Regions from separate parts of the Homo sapiens genome. Here region 2 is linked to region 1. Evidence: chromatin loops called from intact Hi-C (ENCODE). Cell type or tissue: gastrocnemius medialis. All regions are shown on one strand. Links, peaks and the distances in the headings refer to the core of each region. The heading gives the core; the rest is flanking DNA. Region 1 has its middle 15 kb from the start of PPP2R2D. Region 2 overlaps JAKMIP3 (Janus kinase and microtubule interacting protein 3).

The links. Peaks named below come from ENCODE experiments on the same cell type or tissue, not always from the same donor. Only the 100,000 strongest peaks of a DNase experiment are listed, where the experiment ranks them.
Region 2: a loop joins it to region 1, with 7 times the contacts of the local background. A loop is called at or near these places in 2 of 110 quality-filtered maps.

What each region holds. Positions count from the first base shown.
Region 1 is chr10:131,879,876-131,891,707 of GRCh38, forward strand. No RefSeq gene overlaps it. Among named protein-coding and RNA genes, the nearest start is that of PPP2R2D, 15 kb to the right of the region's middle. In gastrocnemius medialis, for the core only: a CTCF peak has its summit at 5,650 (motif pointing right); a DNase peak (open chromatin) is centred at 5,656.
Region 2 is chr10:132,158,048-132,169,879 of GRCh38, forward strand. JAKMIP3 (Janus kinase and microtubule interacting protein 3) reads left to right here. Exons shown (of 24, transcript NM_001323087.2): 20 at 5,162-5,365; 21 at 6,623-6,688; 22 at 8,936-9,008; 23 at 9,906-10,986. The coding sequence ends at 8,986. Among named protein-coding and RNA genes, the nearest start is that of JAKMIP3-AS1, 23 kb to the right of the region's middle. RefSeq lists an enhancer at 5,456-6,155. In gastrocnemius medialis, for the core only: a CTCF peak has its summit at 5,666 (motif pointing left); a DNase peak (open chromatin) is centred at 4,334.

The DNA of each region.
Region 1 (11,832 bases), core at 2,150-10,149:
CTATGGACTTGTCCTGTGTGGTGATGCCGGAAACAGCCAGCGTGTGAAAAATGCAATACAGTGAAGCGTGATAAGAGGAGGGGAAGGAGGTGTGCCTGCGTGTGGAAAACTTTCATCGGAAAAGTCACAAACAATGAGGTGGATGCAGGTAGCTCTAGCCCGGAGGCTGGTCTGCAGGGAGGGCCGGGGTGTGGGTGGGGCCCAGCCAGGACCCTCGGATAGGTCCACGTGGCCAAAGCCCTGGAGGCAGGCAGGGTGGGGCCCAGGGGCTGACCCAGGTGCTGATGGGTGGGGGCTGCCTGGGTCCACTGACCCTCCTTCTGGCCTCAGGCATGGGCATGGGGTGAGGGAGTGGCCTGGGCAGGCCCCAGAGCATCCCAGGCTGAGACACAGATGACCAAAGTGTAGTCCTCCCCCACACAGGCAGAGTCCTGGAAGCCAAGGTCTCCACTCCAGGCCCGCGAGGTCCTCCCCACCGCTAACACCATCGCTGTCCTCTCAGGATCCTGGGGGCTCCGGCACTCTCCGGCCCCACTGGCTGAGCTGATTCCATCCCTGCCTGGGCTCAGGGCATTTCTCACTCTGACCCATCTCTCTGCTTCCCTCTGACCCCCCACCCTCAACGTTGCCTGGAGCCGGGAAACAGCTCCAGGCAACACTGGGCTTTATGTCTCAACAGCCTCATGACCCAAATCCTCCCCTACCAGGTCCCGTCAGAAATCCTGGGAAGAGGTCAGATCAGGCTGACGTGGGTTCTGCCCAAGAGTGGCCCAGCTAGTTTGCAGGGGGCTTCTATCACTCGGGGGGGTACTAGTAACAGGGAGAGGCTGCGCAGGAGAAGAGAAGGCCATCATCTCCCTCCCCTCTGAGGCAGCAGAGAGTGAGGACCAGGAGGCCTCTGGCCAATCAGCTTTCCCTGGAAGCGCAGCCCCACCCCATACTCGCTCCCTGAGGCTGCCCACATCCCCTGGGAGGCCACACTGGGTCCAGGCTCCTCTTCTCCCTCCTTGAGCCCTGCTCTGGTGGAGCAGAGGCCGGCCCTGCCCTGGGCAACTTTGCAGCCACCTTCTAAAGCACTGGGGAGCTTCCTGGTTACAGGGTGGGGGGAAACATCCTGAGACTGAATGACCAGGGACACTTGCCCCATATCAAACATCACCTCCTCCACACCATGCTTTGAGCCCTGGGCTTAGGACTGGAGACCACCATGGTAGGAAGGGGTCTCCACCCTCACACAGCTCCACATCCACCAGAGAACAGAGAAATCAATGCCCCCCCCGACACTGGACATCGTGGTGTAGCAGGACGAGCCGTAGACAAAACCCCTCAGACACCGGGTTAAAGAAGGAAGTGGCTTTATTCAGCCAGGAGCATCGGCAGACTTGCGTCTCAAGAACTGAGCTCCAAAGAAAGAGTTCCTGGCCCTTTTAAGGGCTTATAACTCTAAGGGGTCCACGTGACAGGGTCATGATAGATTGAGCAAGCATGGGGTACGTGACTAGGTGGGGGTAAGCAAGGCGAGCATTTCTCCATGCCATTGTCTGTGATCTATAGATAGCACAAGTGATTTAGGGTGAGGGTTGATCTTTAACCTTCAGGCCTGGCCAGTGGCGCTGATCAGTCTGTTATTTTTCAGTTCTAACTTCCTCCTTTTCTTTGGAGACAGGAGACAGTAAGAGAAATGGCCTCTCCCCTCAATGGGAAGAATCGTTGCTGTAAGATACAGCAGACTTCCTCCACATCCAGCCCAGTCCAAGGCTGGCAGAAGAGAGGCCTGTCCCTGTGGAGTGGGTGCAAGGCTACTCCCCGAGGTGGCTGCACACCAAGTACCACGCATGCCAAGTACCAGGCACACCAAGTACCACGCTTACCAAGTACCATGCTCACCAAGTGCCATGCACACCAAGTACCACACTCACCAAGTACCATGCTCACCAAGTACCACACTCACCAAATACCATGCACACCAAGTACCATGTTCACCAAGTGCCATGCACACCAAGTACCATACTCACCAAGTACCAGGCACACCAAGTATCACACTCACCAAGTACCATGCACACAAAGTATCACTCTCACCAAATACCATGCACACCAAGTATCATATTCACCAAGTACTATGCACACCAAGTACCAGGCTCACCAAGTACCACACTCACCAAGTACCATGCATGCCAAGTACCAGGCTCACCAAGTACTATGCACACCAAGTACCATGCTCACCAAATACCACACTCACCAAGCACCATGCACACCAAGTACCACACGGGCTACATCTGTCTGGTCTGATGACAGGAAAAACGAGGGCTCCCTGCAGACCACTTCTTGGAGCATTCCCTGAGGCTGGAGGGCAGTGAGTTGGCCATGCCCGGCATGGTGAGTGGCCCAAAACCTGTAGCCACGCCACATGGACCCTGCTAGAAATGGCCAAGATGGCCTGAAAAGTCAGTGGGGGGCTGGAGGGCCCAGCCAGGATCCTGCTCCCCATTCCCCCGCCAGCCCCTGGCAGCCCCAAACACTGTGCAGAGTCGCAGGGGTGCCCACCCATATCTCCCTGACCGCCTCCTTCCAGGGCACACTCATCCCAGGGGGCAGGCACCTGTGGGGTTGGCACATTGGCACCAGCCCACGCCTTTGAGTGTTGTGGTGTATGTGAGTGTGTGTGTGTGCACACGTGCAGTGTGTGGTGGGGAGTGTGATGTGTGCCGTGTGTGTGTAGTGTGTGTGTGTGTATAGTTTTCAGTATGTGTGGTGTGTGTATGTGGGAGGGCTGTGATGTGTGGGGTGTGTATGTGCTATGTGATGTGTGGTGTGCATCTGTGTGTGTGGTGCATGTGTAGTGTGTATGGTGGGTTTTGTGTGTGTGGTTTTATGGTGTATGTGTGTTTGTGTTTTCTGTGTGGTTTTGTGGTGTGCATGGCGTGTGAAATGTGGGTGTGTGTGGCATATGTAATGTGTGTGTGGTGTGTGTGGAGTGTGGTGCATGTGATGTGTGCTTGTGTGGTGTGTGTGTGATGTATGGTGGGAATGTGGTATGTGTGTGTTTGTGTTTTGTGTGTGGTTTTGTGTGTGTGTGTGCCGTGTGTGTAGTATGTGGTATGTGTGTGGTGTGTGGTGCATGTGGTGTGTGCTTTGGTGTGTGTGTGGTGTATGCGGTGATGTGTGTGTGGTGAGTGTATGTGGTTGTGTTTTTGTGTGTGAGGTTTTGTGGTGTATGTGTGGTTGTGTTTTGCGTGTGGTCTTTGTGGTGTGTGGTGTGTGATGTGTGTGGTCGTGTGGTGTATGTGGCGTGTGTGTGTGTGTTTGTGGTGTGTGTGTGGTTTTGTGGTGTGTGTGGCGTGTGTGTGTGTGTGTTGTGTGTGTGGTTTTGTGGTGTGTGTTGTGTGGTGTGTGTGTGGTTTTGTGGTGTGTGTGGCGTGTGTGTGTTGTGTGGTGTGTGTGTGTGGTTTTGTGGTGTGTGTGGCGTGTGTGTGTGTTGTGTGGGGGTGTGTGTGTTGTGTGGGGTGTGTGTGTGTGGTTTTGTGGTGTGTGTGGCGTGTGTGTGTGTTGTGTGGGGTGTGTGTGTGGTTTTGTGGTGTGTGTGGCATGTGTGTGTGTTGTGTGGGGTGTGTGTGTGGTTTTGTGGTGTGTGTGGCATGTGTGTGTGTTGTGTGGGGTGTGTGTGTGGTTTTGTGGTGTGTGTGGCGTGTTGTGTGTTGTGTGGGGTGTCTATGTTGTTTTGTGGTGTGTGTAGTGTGACCATGCTCACCCGGCTGTGATGTACCTGCTGGGTTCCCTGTCCCTTCCCTGGTTCACCCATGTCTCTCCTACTGAACGCCCAGCTTCTTCAGAGCCTTCTCCAAGGGGTGAGGAAGTGTGTGGCAAACACTGGGCTCCTGGACCAGGGGCACCCACCCCAGGAGCATTCACCTCAGAAGCGTTGACCCAAGGAGAACTCATCCCAGGAATGCTCACCCCAGAGGCACCTACGCTAGGAGATCTCACCCCAGAAAAACTCACCCCAGGGCACTCACCTTAGGAAACAGTGGTACTGGCAGAAAAGAGGTCAGGCAGTGCCACTGGCTTCCTACGGAGAAGCTCAAAGGGACAGAAGAATTCCTGGTGAGGCCTGCCAGGAAAGGCACTGGCCACTTGCTCTGGGGTCACAGACACCTGCCTTGGGAGGGAGTCACAGACACCTGCTGGGGGGGCACAGACACCTGCTGGGGAGGGACAGACACCTGCTGGGGGGGCACAGACACCTGCTGGAGAGGGACAGACACCTGCCTTGGGAGGGAGGCACAGACACCTGCTGGGGGGGCACAGACACCTGCTGGGGAGGGACAGACACCTGCTGGGGAGGGACAGACACCTGCTGGGGGGGCACAGACACCTGCTGGGGAGGGACAGACACCTGCTGGGGGGACACAGACACCTGCTGGGGAGGGACGGACACCTGCTGGGGGGGGGACACAGACACCTGCTGGAGAGGGACAGACACCTGCTGGGGAGGGACAGACACCTGCTGGGGAGGGACGGACACCTGCTGGGGGGGACACAGACACCTGCTGGGGAGGGACAGACACCTGCTGGAGAGGGACAGACACCTGCTGGGGAGGGACGGACACCTGCTGGGGAGGGACGGACACCTGCTGGGGGGACACGGACACCTGCTGGGGAGGGACAGACACCTGCTGGGGAGGGACGGACACCTGCTGGAGAGGGACGGACACCTCCTGGGGAGGGACGGACACCTGCTGGAGAGGGACGGACACCTGCTGGGGAGGGACGGACACCTGCTGGGGAGGGACGGACACCTGCTGGGGGGACACGGACACCTGCTGGAGAGGGACAGACACCTGCTGGGGAGGGACAGACACCTGCTGGGGAGGGACGGACACCTGCTGGGGGGACACAGATACCTGCTGGGGAGGGACAGACACCTGCTGGAGAGGGACAGACACCTGCTGGGGAGGGACAGACACCTGCTAGGGAGGGACGGACACCTGCTGGGGGGGACACAGACACCTGCTGGAGAGGGACAGACACCTGCTGGGGAGGGACAGACACCTGCTGGGGAGGGACGGACACCTGCTGGGGGGACACAGACACCTGCTGGGGAGGGACAGACACCTGCTGGAGAGGGACAGACACCTGCTGGGGAGGGACGGACACCTGCTGGGGGAACACAGACACCTGCTGGGGAGGGACAGACACCTGCTGGGGAGGGACAGACACCTGCTGGGGAGGGATGGACACCTGCTGGGGAGGGACGGACACCTGCTGGGGAGGGACGGACACCTGCTGGGGGGACACAGACACCTGCTGGGGAGGGACAGACACCTGCTGAGGAGGGACAGACACCTGCTGGGGAGGGACGGACACCTGCTGGGGGGGACACAGACACCTGCTGCGGCCCACGCCAGAGCCAGGGTTTCTGGACTTGGTGTTTCCACGCAGGCGCCTGCGCCACACATCCAGGCAGCCTCCGCGCCCTGCCCCAAGTCCCTGGGTGTCCACATGGTCAGCACGGGCAGGAGCGCGGGCCTCGGCCCGGGTGCGCTTTCCATTCCCGAGGTCGTTTGTAGGAACTGGGGTGATGCCGCCTCCCGCTGGGGCTAAACCTGCCAGACTGGAAGGAAAGTCTGCGCTGAGGGGCTGCTCACACTCGGCCAGCAGGAGGCAGCAGAGGGCAGCCGCGCCCTGGCTGGGAGGCGCCCAGGGCCGGAGGGTTGCGCTCTGCAGGGTGTGTATCTGCAGGCCTGGGCTCAGCTGGCAGGATTGCGGGTCTGCAGTGTTTCTCAGGTTGTTTGTACTTCGACAGTAAGAGCTGGGCCCAGAAAATGATTTCCCAGCTCTGCAAAGATTCACAGTAAGAGCATTTCACAGGTAGGAAGCACGTCACCAGTGTTCAGAGAGCTTTCATTTATTTTCTTTTGGCCTCATAACTCTTTATGGCAGGTAGGTCAGCAGAGCAAGAACTGTGACTTATCAAGGATGAGCAAACAAACCCGGAGAGGCTGGAAATGCACGCGGGGTCCTCGAATTAAAGCTGGGCTGGGAATACCATGACTTAGATTCCCAGTGCCCAGCCCCAGCCTGGCCAGGAGGGTGGTGGCCCTGCCCCAGCTCCACCCAGCTATCTGTCCACCCTGCTTCTGGTGGGCCGCCTGGGGCCAATGCATCTCCAGTTATACTCCCATCCACCGTGATCCCAAGGAGCCAGGGTCTTGGTCTTACACCCCCAGGCTCATGGACACTCACTGAGGCTTATTTTTAGAGCTCAGAGGACTTGAAGTGCTCCCTGAACCAGCATGCGTGGGTCAAGTTGGAAAGGGCACATTCTAGAATTTCTTGTTTTCAGTTGGTTTTATAACGCCTTTTGTTTGAATGTATTGACAGAAGACTCAGTACCGGACCCCTGAGAATGAGTCACCCCTCTTAATGGTGTACTGCCCTGTCAGTGGCACGTCTCAGGAGGTGACCCACTCGGCAGACAGCAAAGTGCTGAGTGCCATGATGGTTTCCCAGGGAGAAGGCGGATCCGAGCCGGTGGCGGGAGAAGGGAAGAGACAAAGGCCCACGCTGCGTCTTCTGGGAGTGGAGGAGCCTTTCTTTCTGGAGCAAGCAGAAAGTCATCTTATCAGTCAACTTGGCACTTCCTCCCATGAGAACGTGAGAAGATTCACATGGTTAAGGGGACTTTGATGTACAGAGATCTTGTTTCACTGCACAGGATTTTTAAGTTACTCAGATAAATGGGGGAAGACTTGACACTTATTGTGCATAATTTGAATTCAAATAGGCTCCCAGTGAAGGGAAATTACCAGACACTTCGAACAGAGTCTATGCCTTCCGTTCTGTGCCTTCTGCTGATATTTAGGCTCAGAACTGCCTTAGAGCTGCCTGATTTGTATAATCTAGAGAACAAAACCATGTTTTGGAATATCATAAAGCTGATATTTTTATTTTTGAAATGAAGTTATCCCCACCTGTGAATTATTTCTAAAACAAAAAAAAAAACAAAAACAAAACCTCTTAGGCTGGGCGTCATGGCTCACGCCTGTAATCCCAGTACTTTGGAAGGCCGAGGTGGGCAGATCTCTTGAGGGCAGGAGTTTAAGCCCAGCCTGGGCAACATGGTGAGACCCATCTCTACTAACAAGACAAAAATTAGCCGGGTGTGGTGGCACACACCTGTAATCCCAGCTATTCGGGAGGCTGAGACACATGAATCGCTTGAGCCTGGGTGGCAGAGGTTGCAGTGAGCCAAGATCATGCCACTGCTCTCCAGCCTGGGCAACAGGGCCAGACTCTGTCTCAAAAATAAATAAATAAATAAAATGGATCATAGACCTGACTGCTTCTTGGCCTTTCAGCTATAATAAGTGTAAAATAGATCATAGACCTGTATGTGAAATGCAAAACAATAAAACTCCCCCAAGATTACATAGAAGAATATTTTAGTGACTTTTGATTTGGAGACGAGTTTTTAGATACAACACCAAAGGCATAAGCCATAAAAGAAAAATATGATAAGTTGGACTTCATTAAAATTAAATATTTCTGCTCCATGAAAGACATTGTTAAGAGAATGAAAAGATAAGCCACATACTGGAAAAGAACTGGCAAAACACATACCTTATAAAAGATTGTATCCAAAATATACAAAGAACTCTTAAAATGTAACCGTAAGAACACAAACAACCCAATTTTGAAATGGGCAACAGATCTGAACCTCACAAATGAAGATATACACATGGCAAATAAACATATGAAAAGATACTCAGCATCATACATAATTAAGTAATTGAAAATCAAAACAACAGGCCGGGTGCTGTGGCTCACACCTGTAATCCCAGCACTTTGGGAAGCCAAGGCGGGTGGATCACTTGAGGCCAGGAGTTCGAGATCAGCCTGGCCAACATGGTGTAACTCCATCTCCACTAAAAATACAAAAATTAGCTGTGCGTGGTGGCCTCCCACCTGTAATCCCAGCTACTTGGGAGGCTGAGGCAGGAGAATCACTTGAACCCCGGAGGTGGAGGTTGCAGTGGGCCAAGATCATGCCACTGCACTCCAACCTGGGAAACAGAGCAATACTCTGTCTCAAAAAAATAAAATAAAATAAAACAACAATGAGATACCACTGCATGCCTATTAGAATGGCTAAACTTTAAATTTGACAATATCAAATGTTAGTAAGGATGAAGAGCAACAGGAACTCTCATTAATTGCTGGTGGGGATGTAAAATAGTGCAGCCAATTTGAAAGACAGTTTGTCAGTTTCTTACAATGCTAAACACACTCTTACCATAGGATCCAGCACCCACACCCCTAGGAATTATTCCAGATGAGTTGGAAACATGTCCATGCAAAAACCTGAAATGAATGTTTATAGCAACTTCACTTACAATTGCCAAAAGTCGAAATTACGAAGGTGTCCTCCAAAAGGTGAATGGATCAAAAAACCGTGGTGCGTCATACAGTGGGATACTATTCAACAATAGAAACAATGAGTCATCAAGCTGTGAAAAGACCTGGAGGAGTCTTCAACGTCTATTACTAATTAAAAGAAGCCAATCTGGAATGGCCACAGGCTATATGAAGCCAACTACATGACATTCCAGGCAAAACTATAAAGACAATACAAAGAGCAATGGTTGCCAGGGGTTGTTGGGGGCAGGGAGGGACGAATGGGTGGAGCACAGGCTATTTTTAGGACAGTAAAATGATTTTTTTTTTTTGAGACAGGGTTTCATTCTGTCATCCAGGCTGGAGCACAGTAATGCAGTCATGGCTCACTGCAGCTTTGACCTCCCAGGCTCAAGCAATCCTCCCACCTCAGCCTCCTGGGTAGCTAAGAGGCTCAAGCAATCCTCCCACCTCAGCCTCCTGGGTAGCTAAGAGGCTCAAGCAATCCTCCCGCCTCAGCCTCCTGGGTAGCTAAGACTACAGGTGCATACCACCATGCCTAGCTAAGTTTTCCTTTCTTATGCTGCCCAGGCTGGTCTCAAACTCCTGGGATCAAGCAATCCTCCTGCCTCAGCCTCCCAAAGTGCTGGGATTACAGGTGTGAACCACCATGCTCAGCCATGAAACGGTTTTATATGATACTATAATGGTGAATACATGACATGATGCATTTGTGAAAACTCATGAAACTATACAACACAAAGAGTGGCCGCTTATGTGCACTATGAACTTTAGTTAATAACAAGATATCAATAATAGCAGTTCATCAATTGTAGTTAATGTCAATAATTACTAGTTACACTAGTACAAAACATGACTAATAGCAGAATTTGTATCTGTGTGTGGAGGAAGGGGGTATATGGAAACTCTCTGTACCATCTGCTCAATTTCTGTAAACCTAAAGCTTCTCTAGAAAATAAAGTCCATTAATTTTAAAAAGCAATTAGGAGCCGGACATGGTGGCGTACACCTGTAGTCCGAGCTATTTGGGAGGCTGAGGGAGGATGATAACTTGAGGCCAGGAGTTCAAAGCTGCAGTAAGCTATGATCATCCCACTGCACTTCAGCCAGGGTGACAGAGCAAGACTCCTTCTCTAAAACAAAATAAAAATAATTATTTGAAAAATTAAAAAACAATTAGGGTATCATCTTGGTTTAAAAAATGTCAACAACCTTTACCCTAGATTTACACTAGTATATTCACAATTCTGAGATCCACGTGCGGGTTCCCTTGCCTGGAGTAACTAAAATCCCAGACATGCTCTAAGATCCTGTCAACTCCGTCTTGGGAAAAGCACCATCTGCTCAGAAGCCATCACTGCCTTCTCCTTTGTTTGAGGCCACATGAGTAAATCTCTGACGGTGGGATGATTGTACCTCAAGGCTCACATACGCATGGAGGTGGGTGAAACGCAGGTCTTTCCCATTCTTTCTGCAGCCGTCCATGGGGTCATTGTGCCCCTGCATCACTCCCGCGCTCACTGCCGGGCCCAGGACACTGGGGGAGGCCTTAGGGAGCAGGTGCTGAAGTGGCCTCCCCACTGAACAAAGCTAGTGTGCTGGTGAGACACACACCCAGGGGGTTTGTCTTTCTCAGTCTGCAAACATCAGGCAACAAGCATGGCACCATTCTACAACTGGGTTCAGGGTTCATATTAGGCCCGAGCTCTGTCAAATCTGTATAAACACACTGGTTTGGGGTCCCCGTCCCTCTTTCTCTCTGTTGGTCTCTCACAGGGGAGGGCTCTGGCTCTCCGTTAGCAGGCGTCCACACTGGCGTCTCTCAGACCCACATCTACCCTCCCAGCCCTCTGCCAACACCCTTCTTCACCCTCAGGTGGGGGCCCCTCATGGTGACCACAAGACCTCTTCAGGGCCTACACACTCACACACATACACAGAGACACACAGAGACAGACACACGTAGCGACAGAGACACAGACAGAGATACAGAGACAGACACACACACAGACACAGACACACAGAGACAGATACACACAGAGACAGACACACACAGAGATAGACACAGACAGAGATATACACAGAGACACACAAACAGAGACAGACACACACAGACACACACACACAGACACAGACACACAGAGATAGATACACACTGAGACAGACACACACAGAGATATACACACAGACACACACACAGACAGAGACAGAGACACACAGAGACACACACAGAGACAGAGACACAGAGACATACACACAGACACACACACAGACAGACACACAGAGACACACACACAGAGACACAGACACACAGAGACACACACACAGACACAGACACACAGACAGACACACACAGAGACACACGCACAGGGATATACACAGAGATGGACACACAGAGACACACAGAGACAGAGACGCAGAGACAGACACACAGAGATACACACACAGAGATATACAGAGACACACACACACAGACACAGAGACATACAGACACACACACAAACAGAGACACACACAGTAGACACACAGAGACACACTCACAGAGATAGACACACACGGAGACAGATACACTCACAGAGGCGCACGCCCCAACAGGGACACATATGGACACAGACACACACAGGCAGGCTGAGTTCAGTCCTCACCCACATAGGGGAGCAGGAGCTTCTCCACGCCCTTCGGGGACACTCTGGGGCAACCTGGTGCCCTGCAGCTGCGTCCCCTTCCTGAGGAGGGCCCGGGGCCTCTGCTGAGGCCACTGCTCCAAGGCTCCTAAAGTGGCTGCTTGGCCCCCAGCCCCCACATTCTCCAACTTCCCTGGGGACGCATATTCATTCTCTGTGGCTGCTCTACCTAGTGACCAAAATTTAGTGGCTTAAAACAGCACAAATGTCCTCGTAAGATTCTGCAGGTCAGAAATCTCAAAGCAGCCTCACAGGGCTGAAATCAGGGCTGGTGCCCTCTGGAGGATCCAGGGGAGTCGCCAGCCCTTGCCTCTCCCACCGTGAGGCCGCCTGCCTCCTCGCGGTGGCCAGCCCGCCAGCCTCTGCTTGAGTCACCTCTCCTCCCTCTCCAGCCCTCCTGCCCACTCTGTGACTCCCCCTGGCCACCGCGTCTCCCAGGATCCTCTCCGTCTCAGGATCCTTCACTCAATCACATCAGCACAGTCCCTGTGCTCCAGAGGCTGCTGTCACAGGTCCTAGGGATTGGGACGTGGACGTCCTTGGGGGGCCGTTCTCCAGCCGACCACAGGTGCCAGTGTACCCAGCCCGGCGGGGGGGGGGCCGCTTGTGGCAGACTGGCTCCTCCTCCGAGGCCCCCCTCTAGCTGTCCTCTCAGACATCTGCTCAGACATCCAACCCAGAGACTCAGGGACAGAGAGCTGGCACACAGGGCAAGGAGCCTTCCACATTTTTC
Region 2 (11,832 bases), core at 2,630-10,629, 280 kb after region 1:
TGCACCTCCAGGATGGCTGCCCACCGCCCCCCCGCCCCGCCCCGCCCCGCCCCGCCCCCGGCAGCATCTGTCTACTCAGCCATCCACCTTTTCCACCCTAACGTCACAGATAATTCCCCTTTGTAAGATTGTGTCTGGAGTGATGCCTCAGTCCCAGAATCCCTCCACTGGGTCGGGAGAGTTGTCCCATGAGTGGAGAAGTGGCCTATGGGCCCCCTTGACCTGACCAGAATGCAGGATCTGAGCATAGAGAGCTCCAGGAGTGGGGGCCCTGGCCCAGAGCAACTGCCACCATGGTCCTTGTGATCAAACATCCCATGGACACCCCATGGGATTAGAGATGTAGGTCTCCACACACATTTCCAGAAGATCAAAGCCCAGCTTCAGCTTTCTGTGAGGCCACCTCTCTCTGCCACCTCCACAGTAGCTGTGTTCTCAGACCTCAGATGGGGCCAACTGCTCAGGGGATCATTCAGCCCCAAAGACCAGTGGGGAGGCACATGGTTGCTGGTTGGGCCAGGATTAATGGCCCCTACTCTGGAGGGGACTGGGGGCATCCTCCTGTGAGATGCTGTGGGAGGAGCATCTTCCTGTGAGATGCTGTGGGAGGGGCATCTTCCTGTGTGATGCTGTGGGAGGGGCATCTTCCTGTGTGATGCTGTGGGAGGGGCATCTTCCTGTGTGATGCTGTGGGAGGGGCATCTTCCTGTGTGATGCTGTGGGAGGGGCATCTTCCTGTGTGATGCTGTGGGAGGGGCATCTTCCTGTGTGATGCTGTGGGAGGGGCATCTTCCTGTGTGATGCTGTGGGAGGGGCATCTTCCTGTGTGATGCTGTGGGAGGGGCATCTTCCTGTGTGATGCTGTGGGAGGGGCATCTTCCTTTGTGATGCTGGGGGGGGGGACCTCTCGCTGTGTGATGCTGGGGGGGATCTCTCGCTGTGTGATGCTGGGGGGGGGCCTCTCCCTGTGTGATGCTGGGGGGGGTCTCTTCCTGTGTGATGTCAGAGGGCCCTCTCCCTGTGTGACGCTGGGGTTGTGTCTTCCCGTGTGATTCTGGGGGCGTCTCTCCCCGTGTGATTCTGGGGGCGTCTCTCCTTGTGTGATGTTGTGGGGGTATCTCTTCCTGTGTGATGTTGTGGGGGCATCTCTCCCTGTGTGATGCTGTGGGGGCATCTCTCCCTGTGTGATGCTGGGGGGGCCTCTCCCTGTGTGATGTCGGGGGCACCTCTTCCTCTGTGATGCTGGGGGCGCCTCTCCCTGTGTGATGCTGAGGGCGCCTCTCCCTGTGTGATGCTGAGGGGGCCTCTCCCTGTGTGATGCTGGTTGGGGGGGGTCTATTCCTGTGTCTTACTGAGGGGGCCTATTCCTGTGGATGCCGGGGGTGTGTTTTTTCTGCGTGATGCTGGGTGGGGGGGCTCTCTTCCTGTGTAATGCTGGAGGAGGCTCTCCCTGTGTGATGCTGGGGGTGTGTCTTCCTGTGTGATGCTGGGAGGGTCTCTCCCTGTGTGATGCTGGGGGGGCGTGTCTCCCTGTGTGATGCTGGGGGCATGTCTTCCTATGTGATGCTGGGGGTCCTCTTCCTTTGTGATGCTGGGGGGCCTCTCCCTGTGTGATGCTGGGGGGTCCTCTCCCTATGTGATGCTCAGGGGGCCTCTCCCTGTGTGATGCTGGGGGCATGTCTTCCTGTGTGATACTGGGGGGGCCTCTTCCTGTGTGATACTGGGGGGTCTCTTCCTGTGTGATGCTGGGGGGCCTCTCGCTGTGTGATGCTGGGGGGCCTCTCCCTGTGTGATGCTGGGGGGCCTCTCCCTGTGTGATGCTGGGGGGGTCTCTTCCTGTGTGATGCTGGGGGGTCTCTTCCTGTGTGATGCTGGGGGGGGGTCTCCCTGTGTGATGCTGGGGGGGCCTCTTCCTGTGTGATGCTGGTGGGGGTCTACTTCTATGTCTTACTGGGGGGGGCCTCTCCCTGTGTGATGCTGGGGAGCCTCTTCCTGTGTGATGCAGGCGGTGGCCTCTTCCTGTGTGATGCTGGGGGGGTCTCTTCCTGTGTGATGCAGGCGGTGGCCTCTTCCTGTGTGATGCTGGGGGGGGTCTCTTCCTGTGTGATGCTAGGGGGTCTCTTCCTGTGTGATGCTGGGTGGGCCTCTCCCTGTGTGATGCTGGGTGGGCCTCTCCCTGTGTGATGCTGGGGGGGGCCTCTCACTGTGTGATGCTGGGGGGGCCTCTTCCTGTGTGATGCTGGGGGGGGTCTATTCCTGTGTCTTATTGAGGGGGCCTCTCCCTGTGTGATGCTGGGGAGCCTCTTCCTGTGTGATGCTGGGGGGGGTCTATTCCTGTGTCTTATTGAGGGGGCCTCTCCCTGTGTGATGCTGGGGAGCCTCTTCCTGTGTGATGCTGGGGGGGTCTCTTCCTGTGTGATGCTGGGGGACCTCTCCCTGTGTGATGCTGGGGGGGCCTCTCCCTGTGTGATGCTGGGGGGGCCTCTCCCTGTGTGATGCTGGGGGGGTCTCTTCCTGTGTGATGCTGGGGGGTCTCTTCCTGTGTGATGCTGGGGGGGGGGTCTCCCTGTGTGATGCTGGGGGGGGCCTCTTCCTGTGTGATGCTGGTGGGGGTCTACTTCTATGTCTTACTGGGGGGGGCCTCTCCCTGTGTGATGCTGGGGGGGCCTCTCCCTGTGTGATGCTGGGGGGGTCTCTTCCTGTGTGATGCTGGGGGGTCTCTTCCTGTGTGATGCTGGGGGGGGGGTCTCCCTGTGTGATGCTGGGGGGGGCCTCTTCCTGTGTGATGCTGGTGGGGGTCTACTTCTATGTCTTACTGGGGGGGGCCTCTCCCTGTGTGATGCAGGCGGTGGCCTCTTCCTGTGTGATGCTAGGGGGTCTCTTCCTGTGTGATGCTGGGTGGGCCTCTCCCTGTGTGATGCTGGGTGGGCCTCTCCCTGTGTGATGCTGGGGGGGGCCTCTCACTGTGTGATGCTGGGGGGGCCTCTTCCTGTGTGATGCTGGGGGCGTGTCTTTCTGTGTGATGCTGGGGGGGCCTCTTCCTGTGTGATGCTGGGGGGGGTCTATTCCTGTGTCTTATTGAGGGGGCCTCTCCCTGTGTGATGCTGGGGAGCCTCTTCCTGTGTGATGCTGGGGGGTCTCTTCCTGTGTGATGCTGGGGGACCTCTCCCTGTGTGATGCTGGGGGGGCCTCTCCCTGTGTGATGCTGGGGGGGCCTCTCCCTGTGTGATGCTGGGGTGGTCTCTCCCTGTGTGATGCTGGGGTGGTCTCTCCCTGTGTGATGTTGGGGGGGCGGTCTCCCTGTGTGATGCTGGGGGGGCCTCTTCCTGTGTGATGCTGGGGGGGGTCTATTCCTGTGTCTTACTGGGGGGGGCCTCTCCCTGTGTGATGCTGGGGAGCCTCTTCCTGTGTGATGCAGGCGGTGGCCTCTTCCTGTGTGATGCTGGGGGGGTCTCTTCCTGTGTGATGCTGGGGGGCCTCTCCCTGTGTGATGCTGGGGGGGGTCTCTCCCTGTGTGATGCTGGGGGGTATCTCTCCCTGTGTGATGCTGGGGGGTGTCTCTCCCTGTGTGATGCTGGGGGGTGTCTCTCCCTGTGTGATGCTGGGGGGTATCTCTCCCTGTGTGATGCTGGGGGGTATCTCTCCCTGTGTGATGCTGGGGGGTATCTCTCCCTGTGTGATGCTGGGGGGTATCTCTCCCTGTGTGATGCTGGGGGGTGTCTCTCCCTGTGTGATGCTGGGGGGTGTCTCTCCCTGTGTGATGCTGGGGGGGGCCTCTTCTTGGGTGAAGCTAGGGGGTCTTTTCTTGGGTGATGCTGGGGGGGCCTCTTCCTGTGTGATATTGGGGGGGCCACTTCCTGTTTGATGTGTGGGCCTCTCTCTCCACTTCCAACAGGAAGGCCCCCTTGTTTGGGATGCTCCGAGTTTTCTGAGTTCACTGTTGATTTCCTTCCCTTTCCCTGCACACTCGCCCGGTTCTCTCCTATGTCGTTCATGGTGTGGCTCTCGGTCGCTCGGGTGCCCTCAGGTGACCCACAGGCCTGTGAGCACCGAGGTTTTTTTCTGCACTTCCTGCTCTGCTTCTGGGAGACACTGGGGCAAGGAGGGGAATGACTGGTTCCTCCTGGGGCAGTGGTGGCTCTTTATGGCAGGGGCTAGTGCCGACTTTGCCTCTCTGGACATGGGTGTGGGAGACCGTGGTCTGTGTGGCTGCCGAAGGCAGGGAGGCTCATCCAGGCAGCCCACAGTTCGTGTCACCACGGAGGTCCTGATGAGCACCTCCCACCACCAGGTGCACGTGAAGCCACCATGAGGTTAATTCCAAGCCAGCACTTGACCAGGTTTATTTTTAGAAGCTGGAGCTCATCTTAAAGGCACCAAGCTCTTTTGCTCTAAGAAGTGGAGGTTGACATGTGAGCTGGTTGTGACTGTAAGAAGTGGAGGTTGATGTGCGAGCTGGTTGTGACAGCTGGGGACAGTTTATTTTGTGGCCGCCAAGAACAATAAAGTGTAACTGAGGCCCAAAAGCATTTGTTTCCATTTCCTAATATTTCTGCTATCTCTGAAGATGTTACATTTGGTTGGGAAGAAAGAGCCTCTGTAGTGTGAGAATTTGTTTTTTACAAAGATTGTATCAATAAAATTTGCCTAAGAAAAGCTTTGAAATATACAGAGCAAACTGCCAAACCCCAGGAATTCATGAAAAGGTGTGTATTTTGGCTGCTGGGTTATTATGTATTTTGGCTGCTGGTTATAGCACCAGGATCGGGTTCCATGGGTCTGTGAATTGGATTTGGGGAGGCAGCGTGTGACCCCACACTCAGCTCCCTCCCACCTTGCTGTATCCCCACAGGCCACCTGCAGCCCCTCCACCTCCCACTCAGCTTCCCCACTTCATAGCTCAGTCCTCCCCCACTCTGGGGTCAGGGTCCTGGCTCTTGCTGGCCTGGTCAGCGTCTCTGCTTCTAGGGTCTTCTCACAGACTGGGGAGGTCCGTGGGGCCCCTGGTCCTTCTGCAGAGGCCACAGCACTGGGTCCCTCCCTGTTGCATATCCTCTTGGCCCTGCTCCCAGGCGGAGGGTGGCCCGGCCTCCGTTGCCCTTCCTGAAAGGTTTGTTCTGGGGAGAAGGCAAGGACTAAGGCGTCTCCCCTTCCGCCCCAGCACATCCTGGAGCTGGAAGCCATGCTGTATGATGCCCTGCAGCAGGAGGCCGGGGCTAAGGTGGCTGAGCTGCTGTCAGAGGAGGAGCGCGAGAAGCTCAAGGTGGCCGTGGAGCAGTGGAAGCGCCAGGTCATGAGTGAGCTGCGCGAGCGGGACGCCCAGATCCTGCGGGAGCGCATGGAGCTGCTGCAGCTGGCTCAGCAGGTGTGTGGCAGGCGGGGGCAGGGCTGGCGTGAAGACCTGGCCAGGACCTGCACAGAGCCAGGGGGGGTCCTCCCACGGCCACACCTCCAACCACTACCCCTCTGTGGCCCCACCCTCCAGTGGCCACACCCCTCATAACACACACTCTGATGGCTACACCCTGATGGCCATGCCCCCAAACCGTCACGCCTTCCACACAGAGCCTTGGATGGCCACACCTTCTGATGATCATGCCCCAGAATGGCCACGCCCCCTGCTGGCCACACCCTCTGATGGCCACACCCCTGGTGGCCATGCCTGTCAATGGCAGGCACTCAGGCCAGACTGCCTCCCCTACCAGCCTAGTGTCCTGGGCGTGTTGCGGAGGCCTCTGGGTGGCAGTTCCCCTCTTTTGGACCCCTGGGTACTGTCTTTTCCGTGACACTGTTTCCTGATGGCAAGGATGTTCTCTGGGGACAGCAGCCCAAGGCCTGCCTTTGCCTCAGGGCACTGTGGGACCTCAGGCCTGTTGGGTCAGTTCTGCTCTAATGGGAGGTGAGAAGCCCTGCTGACTAGATGGCCTGGATGTGTAGGACACGGCCCAGCTTCTCCGTGAGCCAGGTTGGCTGGGAGGCGGCTTTATGGATGTATTCCTTGTTAAGAACACCACTAGCGAAGGCTTAGTTGAAATTCACATAAACAAGTGTGCTGTGTGCCAGCTGGCTGTGGGCATCGGTGGGTTAATGTTGGCCATGCTCTGCTGGCTCCTCATTAGCCTCCTGGGCCTCTTTGGTCTCCAGGGGCTCAGGGTGAGGACAGTGACCTGCAACCCCTTTGCTGCCTCAGAGGGGCTGTGGTTGGAGCTCGGATGCTTGGGGGACCCCAGGCGCCAGCATCCCCCTCACCGGGAGGCTCTCTCTGTGCCCAGCTCTCCTGCGACCCTCTGGCGGCCCCTTACTCCGCTGCGGTGGCATCTGGGGGACCGGGAATCCATTCCTACCATTTCCCTGGCTGTCAGGCGTTGTGCTTTCTGAGTTGAAGTTGCAGGAATTGGAAGGATATTGTTCCCACCACGGGGAGTGTGGCATGGCGAAGACCCTCCACTCTCCTGCCAGAGCAGTGCAGCAAAGGCTTGTGTCCTCGTCAGGAGCCACGGGCCATGGCCATGCCAGCTGCTCTGCGACGATCTGTTACCAAGGAAATGAATGAAAATCTTGAAGGATTTGGGTTTCCCGAGTACTGTGACTATTGAAGATGTTCTTCCTTTTAATCTTGCAGAGAATTAAAGAGTTAGAAGAAAGAATAGAAGCTCAGAAGAGACAAATAAAGGAACTGGAGGAAAAGGTAAAACAAATGCAGTTTTGGGGGTTGCTTGTTAAGATCAAGGGAGAGGAACCCGGTGTCACCCCGACCTGAGTCACTCAGCTCCAGGCCGTTGGGGCAGCAGACTTCGCTCCCAACAGCAGCGGGAAGCGGCCGCCTGGAGGCCTGAAGGCTGGGCGGAGCTGAGCTGGGCGGAGCTGAGCTGGGTGGTAGCTGCAAGGGCTCTGGACCCGGAGACAGGAGCCCCAGGGTCTAGGAATGCCCCTGCCAGGGCCCAGCCATGCGACCGCAGAGGAGCCACTCCTCTTGTGGCCTCAGTTTCCCCATCTGGAGCCAACGGCCTCGGGTTCCTCCCATCACTGAAGCCTGGGCTGTGTGGAAGCCTTTGATCCGTGCAGGTTCACCTTGCACTGGTCTAAGAATCCAGTTCCCGGATCAGAAGCACCCGTTGACGTGCAGTTAGGCAGAGGCCACACACCAGGGCTGGGGAGGGCTGTCTGGCTCTTTCTCGGGGTCCCAGCTCCGTGAGGTGTGGGGTCAGGGCTGCTCTGTCCATGCACATAACAGACTTGGTGCTCCCCAAGTCAGGATGAGGGGAGCACAGCAGAGTCTCTCCCGGGGTTGCCTGCAGGCGTTCAGGGCAGCGCTTGTTCTCCCACGTGGGGCTGGTTCAGTCATGTCTGGGGGTGACAGTGTTCACTCCATTGTGATTGGTCCTGGGGGCCCGGCTCCCGACCCCCAGCTCAGAGTGAGACTTTTTGCTAAATCTGCTATGCGGTGGAGCTCACTGAAGGGACGGGCTCCCTCCGAGGGCTGAATGAAATGGTCAGTGGCCCCACCTTCTGCCTCATCCTTCCGGAGAGAACAGGAGGCTGGCATTGGGATGCCCCTGTGGTTGGCATGTGCTGGTCCCGGCCTGAGGAGGAGCCCACAGATGCTCTGCAATTGCCAGGAGAGACCGGGTCCCTCTGGACAGCAGTCGCCTTAGACGGGCCGTGTGTCATCCCACATCCACCCTAGCCCTGCCCCGCCCCTCGTAGGCGGTGACACCCATGCCCTTCCACTGGGCACTCACTGCCGCCTGTGAGAATCATCATCCTGAGGAACGAGTTACTCAAGGCACAGCCTTTGAGGCCCCGGTGGACTCCAGGCCACGTGGGGAAGCACCCACTAGCACGCAGGGGCACCCGGCCTTGCCGGGAGGGGACACAGTGTTCTGGGGGCTGGAGCCTCAGAGGGCAAAGCCTCTCCCCAAACCAAATGTCTGTTTCATTTTGCATCTTAACCTAAGGATATTTGTTTGTATTAAATACTAGAAAAATGTGAGGGCTAGGCGTGGTGGCTCATGCCTGTAATTCCAGTACTTTAGGAGGCCTAGATGGGAGGATCGCTTGAGCCCAGGATTTCAAGACCAGCCTGGGCAACATAGTGAGACCCTGTCTCTAGAAAAAAATTTTAAAACATAGCTGGACATGGTGGCACGTGCCTATAATCTCCGTTACTCAGGGGGCCGAGGTGGGAGGATCACCTGAGCCTGGGAGGTTGAGGCTGCAGTGAGCCATGATTACGTCACTGCACTCCAGACTGGGTGACCGACTGAGATCCTGTCTCCAAAGAAAAAAATAGATCAGGTGTTATTTCTTAAATCTAGCTAAATAGCTCTTCATTCCCAAGCGATGCCCCACTGCCCGATTTTCTCTCGTGTCCAGATGGGCCTGGCTCCCGACCCCCAGCCCAGAGTGAGACTGTGTGCGCTTTGTCTGCTCAGGGTGCTGGTTGTACTTTGCTGCTTACGGTGGGACTGAGACCACAATATTCTCACAGGCCTGCTTTTGTTTGCTGGGCACTTGGAATGTCTTTCAATACAACGTTCACCATTATTATTACCCCATTGGTGCTCTTGCCAAAAATTCCTGCAGCAGGTCTCAGCGATGGGTTTCACTTCAGGGAGGAGGAGACCCAGTCCCCGGGAGGCTGGCCTTGTGGTGCTGGGGACACGCTGGGTGTGGGGCCCCTGACCAGCGCCCACCACCCGCATCTGCCCGGTGCAGAGTCCCCAGTGCGTTCCTAGGGGTGGCGGCACCACCCCTCAGACCCGGGGATTTGGGCAGCATCCCTCCCTCGGCACAGTCCTTAATAGCGTCCTCTCCTCCCTGCCAACAGCTCTGTCTTCAGTCTGTAATCGCGTGTATTTCTTGCCAGAAGCACTACAAACTCTTTTTTCTCTTTCTTTCCTTCCGTTTCTCCATCCTCCCCTTTCCGTTTCAGTTTCTATTTTTGTTCTTATTTTTCTCCTTAGCTTTCATTCTCTGGTCATAGTCCGTCTTGGCACCCTGACGTGGTGAGTATTTCGTTGGCAGGGCCCAGCAGGGGTCCCGCTCTGCTTCCCGGAAGACTCCTCTGCCCCTGCCCTGCCAGGGAGTTGCCCACCTGCCATTCGATCAACTGGAAGGCGATGACCCAGCATCCCCAAAAGGGTTGTTAGAAAGCCACCCGCGTCCTTCAACACTGGAAGTCCCTCCCTGGGGGTCAGGACCCGGAGTCTTCCACTGTAGAGGCCGCAAGGTGCTCACCTTTCCTGAACGGGAAGGAGAGCAGGGTTCCCACCACCACCCCAGTGTAGCAGAAACATGCAGGACCCTCTCTAGGGGGTCTTTCTGCTTTGGTGGCACTCGGCAGCAGGCCCTGGGGGCAGACACGGTGGTTCTGTGATTCGTCCTTGTTCTTTTCTGGGTGGTGCTGAGCACAAGCTCGGGCGGTGCTGGAGATTCAGCCAGGAGGGCTTGGTCTCCCTGCCAGGCCGGGCAGCTTAGGCCAGGATAGCTGGAGTCTACAGGTCATGGCTGCTGCTACCATGGCACCCGCCAGCATAGATGGCTGCCTCCTTCCAAACTGGAGGAGGGGCAAGTAGGACGTCACATCATTGTTCGCCTCGGTCCTCGAGTCTGCACCCTTCAGCAGGTCCCGAGAGGAGCTTCCCCTGGGAGCAGGGCTCTCCCTCTCCATGAAGCCCCTCATCCCTCACCCCTTACCCCTCACTCCAGCCAAGTGGAGTCTCCCTGACATCCTCTCCACGCAGCCCTTCGGTCCTCACCCCTCACCCCTCGGCCCTCACCCCTCGGCCCTCGCCCCTCGCCCCTCACCCCTCGGCCCTCGCCCCTCGCCCCTCGGCCCTCGCCCCTCACTCCAGCCAAGCGGAGCCTCGCTGACTCTGCACTCTACGTTTCATTTCTTCCAGCCCCACATTGAATCGGACCCTTTTCCTCCAGTGGGACCAGAAAGCAGGGACAAAATGGGACGTCGCGTCTCCATCCTGAAGACCCAGGGAGATTTGGTCTCTGCACGCCCGTCCCGTGGAGGAAGAGTGAGAAGGGGCAGTGTGTGGGGCGTGGAGCTGCCGTCCACGTGGGATGTGCCAGAACTAGAACTGGCTCTGCCGACTTCTCGGGGGCTTCTCCGGGACGGGCCTGGCCTTGGCTGCTGGACCCTGGGTCCCTTCTCCCGGACGGCAGCCCCCATCCCATTTCCAGGGATGTGTAGCATTCCCTGCCAAGCAGGGGTGAGAACTGCTTCTGTGCAGAAGCACCAGCCGCGGGTCCCCTCCTCTCTCTTGGTTCTCACAGTAGCTGCCACTGGTGTCTGGAGGAAGATTTTCAGAAACAACAGAGGCTTGGCCTGATGACAAGATGAAAGCTGGACGGTGACCTTCATTCAGGGGAACCTGGAGGCTCCCTGGGATGGTCCTGGGAGGGCTCCCCGACGCCTCAGGGGCCCCTCCGATGCTGCAATATGTTGCTGGGGTCCTGAGCACCCGCTGGCCAACAGACCCCACATCCACCCTCGTTCATCATCATCTCTGTGGGGACAGACAAGAGCCGTGGCCGCCGCGGGCCGCGTGGTGCCATCAACCCTCTGCCTCCCTACTCAACCTGAGACAGGAAGGCCAAGATCCCGCCCAAGCCGCCAGCTGGGAGCACCGCGGGACTGAGCCAAGGAAGGCGTGGGGAGCGTGGTGACAGGAGGTGGGACGAGGGGGCGGAGCTGGCTGGAACACGGATGCCAGAGGCTGCCTCCATAGTGAATCTCCAGAAGTCACAGAGGCCCTGGGCACCCAGAGCCACCCAGCCTGGAAGCCCCTGCACGGGCCAGCCCTGCAGGCCATGGACCCCGGCGGGCACCGAAGCCTCACCCCAAGCCTTTGCACACAAGGAGCAGCCCAGGTGGGGATGGCGGGCGCAAGAAGGGAACCGCGGGGACGGCCTTTCCCCTCCCGCCCTGTGTGGGGACGCTGCACGAGCCGTGGACCAAGAGGCTGACAGGTAAGGGCTGCCATCTGTCCGCGGGGAGGGCCTTTGCACCCTCCCTGCGAGGTGAGCTCCAGCTTCTTCACACCTCTGTGTCCCCGTCTGCACATGCGTGACGCTGCCACCCCGTCCACTGCTGACCCGTCAAGATCACCTCTCCCGCCACTGACGGGACAGGGCCTGGGGGCTGGTGTGGAGCGTGGCGTGAGCTGTCGCTGGGGCAGGGTCTGCAGACATGGTGCTCCACGGGGACCTGGCGTCTGGCAGAGCTGGTCCTCCTCCCACTTGCAGGAGGAGGCTTGCGGGAAAAGGGAGAAACCCCGTAGGTGCAATGAGGCCGCTCTCCGAGTGCGCCTCCCTCCGCTGCTCCCGTGCACTTGAACGTGGACGCCGCCCCACACTCGGCCCCGGCACCTGAGGTGTCCGCTCTGGGGAGGCGACTCTGGGTGCTCCCAGCAGGGAGGGAGGGAGGTCAGGACTCTGGGCATGCTCCACCGTGGAGCTTTCCTCGCCAGCGGGGTTCCCTATGGGAGGGTTTGTGGATCCGTTGTGTCTGTGGGACTCAGCGGGGCCCTGGGGCAGGGTGAGCCGGTTCTTGGGGAGGCAGTGGCAGCCCCATGGGGGGCCGCCCAGGGAGCGCTCCATCTCCCCCACCTCCGACCCACACCGTGTCTGAGAGCCACCTGTGTCTCCTGCAGTGGGCAGCGGCTGTGGGCCACGGGCACTGTTGTTCCCGGGAGATGCTCCCTGCGTAGAAAATGGGAGGGGGAGGAGGAGGTGCGACCACCACCCTGGACTCAGGAGAGGGCGGCAGCTCCATCTTCACCCTTGACTCAGGAGGGGTCCGCAGCGAGGAGGAGG